2 separate regions of the Homo sapiens genome follow, and region 2 is linked to region 1. Evidence: chromatin loops called from intact Hi-C (ENCODE). Cell type or tissue: K562. All regions are shown on one strand. Region 1 overlaps PTBP3 (polypyrimidine tract binding protein 3). Region 2 overlaps PTBP3 (polypyrimidine tract binding protein 3).

Region 1 (8,000 bases):
TTTTGGAGACAGTCTCACTCTGTTGCCCAGGCTGGAGAGCAGTAGTGGGATGTCAGCTCACTGCAACCTCTGCCTCCCAGGTTCAAGTGATTCTCCTGCCCTAGCTTCCTGAGTAGCTGAGACTACAGGTGTGTGCTACCATGCCCAGCTAAGTTTTATATTTTTAGTCACGATGGGGTTTCACCATATTGGCCAAGCTGGTCTTGAACTCCTGACCTCAAGTGATCTGCCCACCTTGGCCTCCCAGAGTGCTGGGATTATAGGTGTGAGCCACTGCACCCAGCTTTCAAATTCTTTTATGTCGTCTTTAATTTCTTTCAATGTTGTTTTGTTGTTTTCAGTGTACAGGTTTTGCACATGTATGCCATTTTTCTTGCTAATGTAAATGGTGTTTTATTGTCAATATATAGAAATACTTTGCATATTGATCTTGTGTTTTGTGATATTGCTATAAAAACTTACTTATTACCTTTTTTTGGGTAAATTTCTTAGGATTTTTAATGTACATGATCATGTCATCTGAGAATGTAGTTTTATTCTTTTCTAATCTGGGTGACCTTTATTTCTTTTTCTGACTTCTATGTATCTTTGCCTTACTGCTGCTCCTTACGGGAAAACAGGCAGTTTTTCTTAGCTGTAGGTTTTTCTTAGATGCCCTTTTTTAAGTTGGAAACATTTCTTATTTCTTGTTTGTTGTTCTTTGGTAACATTAATGGGTGTTGGATTTGTATCTTTCAAGGAATTTTTGTATTTCAACTAAGTTGTTGGGATTTATGCATGTAAAGTTGTTCATAATGGATTTGTTTGTTTGTTTTTTGTTGTTTTTGAGTCTAGCTCTGTCACCCAGGCTGGAGTGCAGTGGCGCGATCTTGGCTCACTGCAACCTCCGACTCACGGGTTCAAGCGATTCTCCTGCCTCTCCTGAGTAGCTGGGATTATAGGCGCACACCACCATGCCCGGCTAATTTTTGTATTTTTAGTAGAGACAAGGTTTCACCATGTTGGTCAGGCTGGTCTCAAACTCCTGACCTCGTGATCCACCCACCTTGGCCTCCCAAAGTGCTGGGATTACAAGCGTGAGCCACTGTGCCCGGCCCATAATGTTTTCTTACTATCCTTTTAATGTTGTAGGATCTGTAGTAATTTTCATCTTTTCAGTACCGATATTCATAATTGATATTTTCTTTTTTTCCTGATTGGTCTAGCTTTCAGTATTGTTGGTCTATTTGAAAAGCAGCTTTCGGTTTTATTCATTTCCTGTGTTGATTGACTCTTGAATTTCATCAGTTTTACTCTTTATTTCCTTCTTTCTATTTACATTGAGTTTAATTTGCTTTTCTTGACTTGATATCTTTCTTTTAGACAGGGTCTTGCTCTGTTGCCCAGGCTGGAGTGCAGTGGTGCAGTGGTGGATCCTGGGCTCAAGTGATCCTCCCACCTCAGCTCCCAAGTAGCTGGGACTACAGGCATGTACCATTGTGCCTCACTAATTTTTTTTCTTTTTTTTCTTTTTTTTTGGATATGGGGTCTCACTGTGTTGCCCAGGCTGGAGTGCAGTGATGCAGTCTCAGCTCACTGCAACCTCTGCCTCCTGGGTTTAAGCAGTCCTCCCACCGTGCCCAGCTAATGTTTTAAAAACATTTTTTGTAGAGATGGGGTTTTGTCATGTTACCCAGGCTGGTCTTGAACTCCTGGGTTCAAGTAATCCTCCTGCCTTGGCCTCCCAAAGTGCTGGGATTACAGGCGTGAGCCACTGTTCCTGGCCTTTTTCTTTACTGTTTTTTTTTTTTTGAGATGGTGTCTCACTTTGTCGCCCAACCTGGAGTGCAGCGGCATGATCTCAGCTCACTGCAGCCTCTGCCTTCCGGGTTCAAGCGATTTTCCTGCCTCAGCCTCTCAAGTAGCTGGGATTACAGGTGCACACCACCATGCCCAGCTAATTTTTATATTTTTAGTAGAGACGGTGTTTCGCCATGTTGGCCACACCACTCTTGACCTCCTGACCTTAGCATTAAATGATTAATTAACTCACTGACCTCAAGTGATCCACCCGCCTCGGCCTCCCAAAGTCCTGGGATTACAGGCGTGAGCCACTGTGCCCAGCCTGATACCTTCTTTTTAAGCAGCTTAAAACAACATTTATTTGTTAGTATTAAAATTTGTTATCTGCCAGTGTCTGTGTGTCAGGAATCTGGGCGTGGGTTACTTGGGTTTTCTGGTTCTAGAACTTTTACAAGGTGCTGGTGGGTGCTGCAGTCATCTTCCAGGGAAGAATCCATGTTCGAGCTCACTTGTGTGGTTGTTGGCAGGAGTCATCTCCTGGGCCTTTGAGCTAAAGGCCTTACTGGAAGCCACACTCAATTTCTTGCCATGTGCTTCTCTCCTTAGGGCAACTTGCTTCTTATAAATATGTAAAAAGAGAGTGAGAGAGTATGAGGTAAAAGTCTTTTGAAACCTAATTTCAGAAGTGGCATTCCGTCATTTTTGCTGTATTCTGTTCAGTAGAAGCGAGTCTCTAGGTGCAACCTATACTTTAGGAGAGAGAATTACACTTGGACATGAATTCTAGGAGATGGGGATCATTTGGCACCACCTTAGAAGTCTGCCTACCATGCCACAAGAGAAACTGGATGATCCAGGTGTAATGCATATGCTTAACTTTACTAGATGGTTCCAGAGTACTGTCTATTAATGTATGAGAGTTACCATTGTTAACAATGTATTGGCAACACTTGCTGTTGTGACTGGAGATCTTTTTTAATGTAATCATTTAATGATATAAATTTCCCTGTAAGCACGGCTTTAGCACTATCTCAAAATTTTTATCCTGTTTTCATTTTTATTCAGAGAAAATTAAATTCCAAGAAAGTAGAAGGAAGGAAATAATGAGTAACTTAGACCAAATGTACAAATTCCTTGAAAGACAAGGAACTGTTAGATGACCACAACTGACATGAGTTGGAAAGTGTTCCCTTCTGTTTGAAATAATTTGTGTAAGATTGGTATTATTTCTTTTAAAACTCTTTGATAGAATTCATCAGTGTAGCTATTTGTGAGTGTATTTTCTTTGTTGGAAGGTTTTAAATTATGAATTAAGTTTTTAAAACCATGTTATTCAGATGTTCTATTTCTTTCTTTTTTAAAATAGTTTTTTATTTTTATTTTTTGAGACAGGATTTCACCTTGTCACCCAGGCTGAAGTACAGTGGCGCTATCATAGCTCACTACAGCCTTGAACTGGGCTCAAGTGATCCTCCTCCTCAGCCTCCTGAGTACAAATTTTCTATTTCTTTAGCTGCATCCCACAACTTTTGATATGGCTGGGCTTTAATTTTCACTTAGTTCAAAATATTTTGTGTTCTTCCTTGGGACTTCTCTTTTGGCCCATGATTTTTTATAAATGTGTTTAATTTATAAATATTTTGGTTTTCCAGATATCTTTTTGTTACTGATTTTTTTTTTTTTAAAGCTTACTACTTTGATCAGATAAGATGTTTTGTATCATTTCGGTCCCTTTATGTATCCAGAAGTTTGTTTTATGTTAAACATGGTTTGTCTTTATGAATGTTCTGTGTACACTTGAATGTGTAGTCTAATTTTGTTGGGTGTAGTGCCTTTTAAATGTCAGTGGGGGCCGGGGGCGGTGGCTCATGCCTGTAATCCCAGCACTTTGGGAGGCCAAGGTGGGCGGATCACGAGGTCAGGAGATCGAGACCATCCTGGCTAACACGGTGACACTCCGTCTCTACTAAAAATACAAAAAATTAGCCGGGCATGGCAGCGTGTGCCTGTAGTCCCAGCTACTTGGGAGGCTGAGGCAGGAGAATGGTGTAAACCCGGGAGGCGGAGCTTGCAGTGAGCCGAGATCGCGCCACTGCACTCCAGCCTGGGTGACAGAGCAAGAGTCCGTCTCAAAAAAAAAAAAAAAAATGTCAGTGGGACAGACTGGTTGAAATTCAGGTTTTCTGTATCTTTACTGATTTTTTATTCTGTTAAAGAGAAGAGAAATATTGAAATTTCTGTCCGCAATTGTAGATTTGTGTATTTCTTTTTGTAGTTCTGTGAGGTGTTTCTTTTTTGTTTTTTTGTTTTGTTTTGTTTTGTTTGAGACAGGGTCTCGCTCTCTAGCCCAGGCTCTCTTCTAGGCTTAAGGGATCCTCCCGCCTCCGCCTCCTGAGTGGCTGGGACTGAAGGTACACACCGCTGTCTCTGGCTAATTTTTAAATTTTTGTAGAGATGAGTCCTTGTTCTGTTGTGCAGGCCGATCTCAAACTTCTGGGCTCAAGCGAACCTCCCACTTTGACCTCTCAAAGTGCTGGGATTAGAGGCACGAGCTACTGCACCCAGCTGTTCTGTCAGTTTTTGCTTTACGTGTTTTGAAGCTCAGTTACTATATGTATTCACATTTAGGAGTGTTATATCTTGATGAGTTGACCTTTTGTCTCCTTGTGAAATATACATTTTTATCTCAGTAATAGTTCCTATCTTGAAGTGTACTTTGTCTAATGTTAATGTAGCCATTCCAGCTTTCTTATGATTGGTATTTGTGTGGTATACATTTGTCCCTCTTGTCCTTGGGAGATTGGTCCAGTACTTCCCAAGGACCCCAAAATTTGTGGATGCAGAGGCTGAAGTCTTTTATATAAAGAGAGCAGTATTTGCATATAACTTATAGCACATCCTGCTGTATACTTTAAATCACCTCTAGATTACTTAGAATGCCTAATACAGTGCTTACACATAACCTCATTTGCGTGGATTCATTTAAGGTAGTATTTGGCACATGGCAAATTCAACTTTTGCTTTTTGTAACTTTGTGGAACTTTTTTTCCCAAATGTTTTCCGTCGTCAGTTGGTTCATCCATGGATGAATTCATCGGTATGGAGAGCTGACTGTATTTTTTTCCTATTCCTTTTCCTTTTCTTTTAATCTATCTATGTTTAAGATAGGTTAAAGAACAGTTGAGCCAAAGACAACAAATGGCGAGATGGTGGACTTAAATCTACTTAAAAGGATTAGCTTCCAAAAGACTTGGGCTTTGCTTTCTTTTTGCTCACTCTGATAAAAGTGAGCTGCCATGTTGTAAGTTATCTTATGGACAGGCCCATGTACAAACTGAGTCCTGCCAGCAACCACTTGAGTAAGTGTGGAAGTGGATCCTTCATGTGTTCTGTTAAGCCTTGAGATGATTCCGGTCTGTGATAGACTCTCCAGAGGACCTAGCTAAGCCATGTCCAGGTTTCTGACTTCCACAAATTAAGTTACAAAATATTTGTTTTTTCCAGCTGCTAAATTTTGGAGTAATTAGTTATCCAGGCATGGATAAACAATACAGCTGCCTGCTCACAATGGTGAATAAATATTGAAGAAATGAATATAAAAATAACTTATTAGGCTGGGTGTAGTGGCACACACCTGTAGTCCCAGTGCTTTGGTAGGTTGAGGTAGGAGGATTATTCGAGCCCATGAGAGGAGGTTACTGTGAGCTGTGATTACATCACTGCAGTCCAGCCCGGGTGACAGAGCGAGACCCTGTCTCTTAAAAGAAAAAAGTCTTATTAATGTCAGAGTAAGATTATGTAAGTGCAAGTACTTTTTTGTTGTAAATTACTATGGGTAAGACTTTCTTATATGATCATGTTATCTTTATCTGATAGCTTACCATAGTGTGTACATACCACATATGTACTTTGATTTTCCTTTTCCTTTTTTTTTTCTTTGAAACAGTGTCTTGCTGTCACCCAGTCTGGAGTGCAGTGGCACAATTTCAGCTCACTGCAGCCTTGACCTCCTGAGCTCAAGCAGTCTTCCCACTTCAGCCTCCTGAATAGCTGGGAATACAGGCATGCACCACCATACCTGGCTAATTTTTGTGTATTTTGTAGAAACAGGGTTTCGCCATGTTGCCTGGGCTGGTCTCCAACTCCTGGACTCAAGTGATGTGCCCACCTTGGCCTCCCAAAGTTCTGGGATTACATGCATGAGCCACTGTGCCCGGCCTGCTTTTTAACAGTTTATTTTTTCTTAGTGTACTAATGTGGTGAATTTCATTGATTTATTATTATTTTTTAAAATTTTATTTTAATATAAAGTTACAGAAAGATTATAAGAAGAGTACAAAGAACTCGTATATCCTTTACCCAGTTCATATTTGCACCATTTTTCATTTATCATTTCCCCGATTGTCTTACCATTTCCCCTTCCATATATAGTCTTTCTATAGATGTAAACGCACACACACACGTCCTTTTTTTTTTTTTTAAAAAAAAAAAACAAAAAAAAAAACAAGGTCTCGTTCATTCAGTGGTATGAACACAGATCACAGCAGCCTTGATCTCCTGGGCTCAAGTGATCCTCTTGTCTCAGTCCTTGAACAGCTGGGGACCACAGGCATGCACCACCACGCTCAGTGAATTGTTGTTGTTATTGTTATTGTTGTTTTGTAGATACAGGGTCTCACTATGTTGCCCAGCCTGGTCTCGAACTCGTGGCCTTAAGTGATCCTCCTGCCTTAGCTTCCCCACTTTTTTTTATGTCTTAATCACTTGGTTAAGGTGATTTTCTGCCAGGCTTTTCCATTGTAAAGTTACCAATTTTCTTTTCGTAATCAATGATTTGTTGGAAGATGCTTTGAGACTAGAGTTTATTCTTTAACCCCTAAATATTTGAGTGTATTACCTATAAACAAAGAATTTCCCATTCATTACTGTGATACAGTTAACAAAATCAGGAAATTAATCTGAAATAGGTCCTCAGTCTTTTTGTTTCATTACATTGACTCTTTTTTTCTTTTTAAAATAAAGATGTGGGATTTCACTATGTTGCCCAGGCTGAAGTGCAGTGGCTACTCACAGGCACGATCCTAGAGCACTGCAGCCTCCAACGTCCTGGGCTCTGATGATCCTCTTGCTTCAGCCTCCCATGTAGCTGGGACTACAGGCATAAGTCACCACACCCGGCTAATTAAAAAACCGTTTTTTTTCAGAGACAGGGTTTAGCTCTTGTCCAGGCTGGTCTCAGACTCCTGGCCTTAAGCTATCCTGCCTCATCCTCCCAAGTTGCTGGGATTACAGGCCTGATACACTGTGCCTGGCTAGCAAATCTGTTTCAGAGTACAGTTGTCCCTCAGTATCTAGGGGGGGCCAAAATCCATGCATACTCAAGTTCTCCAGTTGGCTCTGTATAGGTGAAGTCTGCCTGCATGTATAAAAAGTCAACCTTCATATAACTGGGTTTTGCATCCTGGGAATACTGTATTTTTGATCCTCATTTGGACTCGGGCAGTTCAAACTCACTCATGTTGTTCAGGGTCAACTGTATTTCCATATAACTTAACTCAGTTCCTTCTGAATACTTTAAGTCATCTCTAGGTTATTTATAATACGATTTAATGCTATGTAAATAGTTGTTATGCTGTATTGCTTAGGGAATAATGACAAAAAAAGTCTGTACATGTTTATACAGATGCAGTTTTTTTCCAAATATTTTCAATCTGTGATTGTTTGAATCTACAGATGCAGAACCCATGGATACGGTGGGCCAATCGTATATTAAAAAAAAAAAAACACATTTTCCACCATAACTGCAACTGCCCTGGCCCTTAATCCGGATTATCATCACAGCTTCCTAACCAGAGTCCTTCCCTCTTTGTCTTGTTAAAGACTGTTCTTAACACAGCAGCCAGAGTGATCCTTTAAAAAAGCAAATTGATCTTTTCACTCCTGTTCAAAACTCTCTTTCCCTCATTTCGCTCAGAGTAAGGTTCTTTAGAATGGCCGTTAAGGCCCTGCATGCTATGACACACCTTCTCTCTAATCTCTTTACTTCTCCCCTTGCTCATTCTCTTTCAGCCATAATTGCCTCCTTACTGTTTTTCCAGAACATGCAAGGCATTTTGTTTCCTCTACCTACAACATTCTTCCCTCAGATATCTACATGCTTACTCCTTACTACTTGTAAGACTTTGGTTAAATGCCTTTTTCTCTTAAGTCGTACCTTG
Region 2 (8,000 bases), 78 kb after region 1:
CACAATTTTATTTTCTGTACTTTTATAGAGTTTTATTCCAGCATCACTACAAACATATGAGGAATATGTTGCACTACAGTGTTACAATGGCTATAACATTACTGGGCAATAGGAATTTTTCAGTTCCATTATAATCATATGGGACCACCATTGTATATGTGGATCATTGACCGCTCCGCTGCACATGACAGTATATCAAAACTCATCACATTGTACATAGATAGATATACATAATATAGTACATACACATGTATATATGTACATTGTATTCTATATAAGTTAGAAAATAAATTAAGTCAAATCATTTTACTCTAATGCTGACTACCCTCCAAAGGTTTCTGTTTCTTTTGGAGTGGATGCCCCCATCTTTACATTGGATTACAAGGCCCTATACCATCTTTTTTCTTTTTGACAAATCTTTTTTTGTGCTCCCCTACTTCATCCTTCTACCCCTCAATACTGAAATCCCTATTGTTTGTCAAACATATTAGGTGTGTTCCAACCTCCAGATCGTTCCACTTGTTATTTCTTCTGCCTGGAGTACTTTTCTCCCAGGTACACTGAGAGAGATTTTTCTCATCTGCCTTCTTTGACCTGTCTTGTCAAGGTCTTCCTCAGAATTCTCCTGATCGATCCTTCCTTGCCTCCCTCCCTCCCTCCCTCCCTCCCTCCCTCCCTCCCTCCCTCCCTCCCTTCCTCCCTTCCTCCCTTCCTTCCTTCCTTTTCTTCTTCCTCCTCTCCCCTCCCCTCCCTCTCTTCTTTTCTTTTCTTTTTTCCTCTCTCTTCTTTCTTTCAACAGATCTCTCTCACTCTGTTACCCAGGCTGGAGTGCAGTGGTGCAACCATGCCTCACTGCAGCCTGGAACTCCTGGGCTCAAGCAATCCTTCCACCTCAGCCTCCTGAGTAGCTGGGAATACAGGCAGATACCACCATGCCTGGCTAATTTCAAAGTTTTTATAGAGAGGCGGGGTCTCACTATGTTTTCCAGGCTTCTCTTGAACTCGTGGCCTGAAGTGACCCACCCACCTTGGCCTCCTAAAGTGCTGGGATTCTAGGTGTGAGTCACTATGCCCAGCCTGTTTTTTTCCATAGTAATTGTCACCTTACATGCCATACAATTAACTTATTGCGTATTCTGTGTATTGTTTATTCTGTTTTTAATCTCTCAAACTTCACCAGGGCAGACTTGGGGAGTAGGATGCCTATTCAGTTTACTAATATTTCCTAATTCTGGAAGCAAAATAACCATGCAAACAATATTTGCTGAATAAATGTTTATTATTCTGTTTTTTCCACTACTGGTTTGAAGTTTAGCACTGCTTCTGTTTTTATCTAGATTTTTAACTTTCAAACATTTTACCAAAATCTAATGTTAATTAATAGCTGTACCTTTTCTTACATAATAGAAGAAATTAGGACACTTGGACTCCTTTTGCCTCCTCCTTACCTGTGATGTTATTATATTTTTATGTTATTTGACTTTAGTCTTGGCAATTTGTTATTATTGTTTTGTACAATCAGTGATTAAACCATATATAACTCTTTAGGCTTTTCATTCCTTCTTGCAACTCAGACATGCCATCTGAAAACACTTATATTCTGCCTGAGGATCCTTTTTAGTATTTCACTTAGGAAAGGTCTGTGGTAACATATTTGAAGTTTTTATTTGCCCCAAAATATCTTTCTTTTTTTAATCAATTTTAAGAGTTATTTTTGCTGAGTATAAAGTTCTAGGTTGACAGGTATTTTTTCTTTCAGCGTATTAAAGATACCATTCTGTGGTATTCTGATGTCCATTGTTGCTCTTAGAAAGTCAGTTGTCAAGCTAACTGCTGCTCTGTTTTTTCTGGCTGTTCTTTAGGGATTTTCCTTTTTGGTGTCCTTTTTCTTTTGTGTACTTTCAATATGATGTATTCATTTAAGGATTTATTTTTATTCTAATTGGAGCTCATTGGGCTTCTTGAGTCAGTGGATTGTTTGTTATTTTTAGTGGTTCTAGAAATTATCCTTTCATATATTCCCCCTTAACACTATTTCTCTCCTGCCTTTCTGGAGCTTTGATTAGACATGTTATACCCCCATACTGTCCTCAGTGTGTAAAACTTAACTTTTCTTTCTGAGCTGCATTTGGAATAATTCTTAGGACCTAACTTTCAGTTCACTGATGACGCTCTTCAGCTTGGTTTAATTGTCGTTAAATCTGTCCTATAATTTTAGATCTTAGCAATTGTGGCTTTCATTTCTAGAAATTTTATTTGGTTCATTTTTAAAAAGTGTCTCCTGTACTACAGATTTTTTTTGTATGTCTTTTTTCAAACATACTATTTAAATCTTCATCTGCTTAATTTAGTATCTCAGATTTTTTGCAATTTTCTTTCTGCTTAGATATTTCTGACTTTTTGGGTTTTTTTGTGGGGGAGGGTGGGGATGAGTTATTCACTTTACTTGGAGAATTAATTATGATTGTCCTTTGAGGCTCAGGATTAAGGTGTTTGTTCCTCCAGAGAGAATTTGCTTGCCTGCAGCATTAAAGGCTCTACGTTCAGGATCATTTCAACCTAAATTTATAGCTTGATTTTCCTTTGGACTTCCAAGAAATGTAAATTTGGACTGTAAATTTTTGTGAAAGCTTCCTTTTGGTTAGAACTTTTCAGGGGACTTTTCTCCCTTCTCTGCTGGTCACAAAGCAAACCTTCCTTGTAGTCTTTTGAAGATGGGAGGAATAGTAGATAGGGTAGGTTATTTTCAGCTTATATTAATAGGTTAATGCAGTGAGAGTATCCTGTTGACTTCTCACTGTGGGCTAACCCTGGGATTTGCTTCTGGCCTGCTACCCCATGAGCTGATCAAACCAAAGCTCAGTGTCACAGGGTTAGAGTTTGGGCCTAGTTACTCCTTATAATCTCGGCAACTTTTAGGTTTTTTAAAGAAAGTCTTTATACTTGTTCATTGAGCGTTTTTCTGCAGTAAGGTTAGTTTATGTTAATTATTCTCCAATTTAGACATTAAGCTTGTTTCTTTAGGATTTTGCTATTTCAAATAACACTGTGATAAACTGATTTCATGGGTTAAAATGTTATCTTATGTATTAATTCGTATTGCCTTGGTTGCTATCATGGTGGTACATTTTCCAAATGTGAAGAATCCGTTCTTATTCGGATCTGAAACATTTTTCTTAAAGGTTTGTGTAATTGCCTCATTCTGAAATGAAGATATGAATCCACTGTCTAACAGGTTACTTTGCTATATGATGTTTCTGTTTCTGCTCATTTAGGGAGTGTGGATTATATAGACACTTGAAAAATGTGTGTTTTGTCAAATTTTAGCAAATGTTCTTATTAATCTTATTTTACATGGAAACAGTTATTCAAATTTGGTCTTGATGATTGTTTGCCAGTCCTTTTATGTATTTCTATTTAATGTTCTATGATAGTTATCTCAAAATCTTTCCTCATTTCTCTCAAATCTACTGCTTGCTAGAGCTCTCTCTGCTCACCCCTTCTGTAGCCATCTGTGTTAGCCACTTTGCTGTCCTTTACAACTACTCCCCCTCATCAGTGGTTGATAGAAATTAATGTTTATTTCTCTCCCATGCCTCGGCAGCTGTGAATAAGCTCTTGCAGCCATCCTCCACTTGCCTTTTTTATCTAGGGCCCACGCTAAAGATCCACTCCTTTTTGAGACATGGCATTCTTGGGGCAGAGAGTCGAGAATAAGGGAGCAGATATAAACCCTTAATGCCATTTAAAGGCTCTGTGTAGAAGTAACATGTGAACATGTGTCATTTCCACCAGTATTCTTTGGGAAAAACATGACATGATCAAGCCCAGTGTGAACTGCATGGAAATATGTGCTCTTCCACCTAAAGGCATTGCAAGTCATGTTTGGCCAGTTATATAGAAGGGGGCAAGTGAATATTTGGCAACAATAATACAATATCCACCGTATCTCTCCTTATTGTTTAACTTTGTTTTTAGCCTTTCTAGTGTAGATGTTCATAATTGCTTGTGTCTATCTTGAGGCCTCTTTGTGAAGTCTTCCTTTGTGCCTTTAATACAGTGTTTTCTGTTGTAAAAATGAATCATTTTACCTATGATCTTGAGCTTGCTTGTGTGTAAGTTTAGCAAAGACAAAATCTTGTCTGCTTTGTTCAGACTCCTCACTAGAATGCTTAGCTCATGATATGCTCTCAACATGTATTTGTTAAATGGATTTCACTCTCCCTTCTTACTTCATCAGTTATTCTGTCAGTTACTCTCATTTTTTGAATCTCAGTGTCAATTCTCTGTGCTAATTCTATCCCTGCAGTCTCTTGTGACGGTATTTTCTTGAATTACTATAATTAGTTACATATTTAATAAATTATATTAAATAATTCTTTTTAATGAAGAAAATAAAATTATATGAGTTTTTAACTCCTGGAAAATAGAGCCTACATACTTGTGCCTATAAATACAGTCATCTCCCTATCATTGAAAAAGCAAACTCCCCCCTTTGAGGTTTGCAGTCCAACCTCTCACTACTTCTGTAATACTGTTGTTTTACCTTTTTCATTTCTCATTCTCTGTGCCCTATATTGAAGGTCCTCCCTATCCCCCTTTTGAAACTATTCCTCTAGATTCTGAGGTACTATAATTCCTTGTTTCTTTCCTGTTTCTAGGGCTAGTCTCTTCCTCTTTTCTGTAGGATATTCCCTTTCCTTCTGTTGCTTAAGTGTACCTATACCCCCAGGCTGTATCTTTAGCCTTCTTCATTTCTTGTCTTGTGCTCTTTTTAAGTGGAGCTCTCATTTGTATGGCTTTCACATTTATTTCTACACAGGTAATTCACAAATTTATGTGTTTACTTACAATAATCTGAGTTTGTGCCCTTATTTCCACTTTTGGCCATTTCTTTTTGAATATCTCATCATCATCTTAAATTTGATGTTCCCCCAAACCAAATTAATCATTTGTCTGCTAAAACTGACTCTCCATTGGAACTCCCGTTTTTGTTGATGATATACAGTCAACAGGCTTCTTAAAGGAAAGAGAAGACCAGCATTTGTTTAGCATTTAGTACACACTAAGTACTGTGCTTCTTCAATTACATAATATCTGGCTCAGGTTTTACCTCCAGTGAAAACTTCTCTGACCAGTCACAGTGAATCCTCTGTGATCACTTCTTACTCCAATTGTAATATATTTGAATTTGTACCTTTCGACCCTCATCATGAATCTCCTATAATTCGTACTTTTAGTTTGTAAGCCTCTCAAAGGCAAGGATTTTAACTCATTTTTTTTTAAATCAGCATAGTTACCCCACAGATACAGATTTAATAACATTTAGTAAGTAACTGATTTTTCATTATGAAATATTGCTCTAAATAAGAGAAAGAATCTCAGGCTAGTCCAAAACTAAATCATAGCTAAACTGTACTCTTGGTCCTTGAACCCAATTGAAAAGGGTTAGCCTTTGGAAGTGGCAGAGGCTCTTTTTATACGTTAAAGATCACTTGTTGAACAGATCTTTACTCCGTAACAGAATCTCTTTGTTAGTAATATACTTTCATAGAGCCATTTTATATTGCTTTGATAACGATATTTATAGAAGGTAGTGTGTTTACTTTAGCTTCTCTTTCCCATTAGGTGCACCGGGTATAATTTCTTCACCATATGCAGGGGCTGCTGGATTTGCCCCAGCCATTGGATTTCCTCAAGCTACAGGTGATTCTTTTAAGTTGGATTTGAAATGACTTTTAATGAAGTTGTATATTTTCTAGGAACTTACCAAGATGAAGAATGTTATCATATTTGAAGAATTTACCATAAAGCATTATGCATATCAGCTGTAGAAGTGTAGTGATTTGTATGATATATAGCTTCCTTGTTATTTACAAATTATTCTCTCTGGTCCTATTTTTAATTCCAGTAATCAGTATGTGTTCTGCATCATTTATGTTTGCTTTTGGCACAAATAACTATAGGCTAACTACATTAAATAACCTTAGATTTGCCTTTCCAGTTGTTATATAAAATGTATAAGCTGCTCTGTCTTTACTGATAAACTTATCAATTATGTGTTGAACAGACCTGTCTTATCTTTGGGCCTTCAATGCCTTTGACAGTACTCAACAAATAATATGCAGTCATACTATACATTCACTATTCATCTTTGGAAAACCTTTTGTCATTAATGGGTTTTGAAGATTACGATAGAGGGGTATGCATGCTGTTTATTTCAGGGGATATATATTTTGTCTCTTTAGCTAATGGAGGTAATTAAGAGATAGGAGTTGATTAATACGTTGATAATGATTCCCATTATTTTCAAAACAGTAAACAAAATGAATTTGATTATAATTTAAGGAAAAGAGAAAATGTTACTTTATGGTTTTATCTCTGGTGTCTAAAGAAAACACTGAGGTTGGTGATTAGGGGAATGACAGAGTTTGGTAAGCCTACTCCACATATTTCCAACTTAAACTGATTCATGACTTTAACTACATTTTAAATTGCAACATAGCTGCTTTCTGGCAGTAATCTTTATATTCTAACCTTTGAATTCTGGGAATTTTAACTACTCTCTCTCTCTCTTTTTTTTGTTGTTGTTGTGAGACAGATAGCTCACTCTGTTGCCCAGGCTGGAATGCAGTGGTGCAATCTTGTCTTACTGCAACCTCCACTTCCTGGGTTCAAATGATTCTCATGCCTCAGCCTTCTGAGTAGCTGGGACTAGAAGTGCATGTCACCACGCCCAGCTAATTTTTGTATTTTTAGTAGAGGTGGGGTTTCGCCATGTTGGCTAGGCTGGTCTCAAACTCCTGGCCTCAAGCGATTAGCCTGCCTCAGCCTCCCAAAGTGCTGGGATTAAAGGGTGAGCCACTGCACCTGGCCAATAACTACTCTCTTTTTGATGGAGAGGATGGAGTTAACAGAAAGAGTGATATGAAGGTTGAGGTTTTAAATTTTACCATCTTGGTGGTTTTTAGTATATCTTAACATATGTTTAATTAAGTGAATATTCTACCTATTGTGTTAAAAACATAGTTTATTTATTTGAAGCTCCTCAAGGTTTAACAATTGGTGGACATTTTGATATGTTTTCCCTCATTTTGGATATTTCTTTTAGATATACTCTATATATAAATATTAATTAATATTAAGAAAGATGAAAAGTGAATAAAAGAGGGCTTCTGACTTGATAAGACTTTTAAGCTGATAGAAGATACACACACACACACACACACACACACACACACACACACACACACCCTACAGTGTAGCTCAACTGTGCTCTTAGCTCATGAATAACAGACATACAAACAGCAAAAGTTATGCAAAAGTCAGGGTTGGACTGGAGGGGCATGGGAATATGTCATGTGAAGGCTATTGATTTCGTGCAGTAGTATTCAGCCTGAGAATGTGGTCTGCACAGTTTTAAAATTCAGCAGTATGGATGATGGTAGTTATGACCTTCTTAGATTATCAAGCAGAATAGGCTGAATGTAAAATATATTATAATTTAATTACATGATTTGTGGTGAAGTGGTCAGACTGTTTATTTTAAAGAGTCATTAAATTAAGGAATTGGTTCATTTTGCATAAACTAGAGGTTTTACCTTAGACAGGTTTTAAGCTGAGAACACAAAATAGTGGGAAAGTGTGCTGTTTTAAGTATAGTGTCAGTATTCTGCTGTTACTGAGCTTTCAGGATTTCCATAGTACCTAGAGAAGTAGAGAGCTCAGAACATTTCTGCTACAAAAGAATATTGAATTCTGTAAATATCTATTTTGGTCAGAATAATATTTAATATAGCATTTTATACAGTCACAAAATGTTTTTCCCATATAAAATGTCATATAGCACTACCTAGCATGCATGTTTTTGACTTTCTGCTGAAGGACTTTAAAAAAATACATATCTGATTTTATGGTAGAAGTCAGTATGAAAAGCATATACACTTGATAGAAGGGTGTTAGGATATATCTATTGTAAGAAACAGAGGGAGTGTTTGTAG

Evidence for each region. Hi-C counts contacts between places; a loop is a spot of excess contacts. Peaks named below come from ENCODE experiments on the same cell type or tissue, not always from the same donor. Only the 100,000 strongest peaks of a DNase experiment are listed, where the experiment ranks them.
Region 2: a loop joins it to region 1, with 2.4 times the contacts of the local background. A loop is called at or near these places in 5 of 110 quality-filtered maps.

Annotation. Positions count from the first base shown.
Region 1 is chr9:112,310,763-112,318,762 of GRCh38, reverse strand. All of the region lies in intron 1 of PTBP3 (polypyrimidine tract binding protein 3), which reads left to right. Among named protein-coding and RNA genes, the nearest start is that of PTBP3, 19 kb to the left of the region's middle. In K562, no CTCF peak of the experiment used is centred here; DNase peaks (open chromatin) are centred at 3,592 and 5,132; H3K4me3 peaks cover 749 bases.
Region 2 is chr9:112,232,526-112,240,525 of GRCh38, reverse strand. PTBP3 (polypyrimidine tract binding protein 3) reads left to right here. Exons shown (of 14, transcript NM_001163788.4): 8 at 5,629-5,706. Among named protein-coding and RNA genes, the nearest start is that of SUSD1, 61 kb to the right of the region's middle. In K562, no CTCF peak of the experiment used is centred here; no DNase peak of the experiment used is centred here.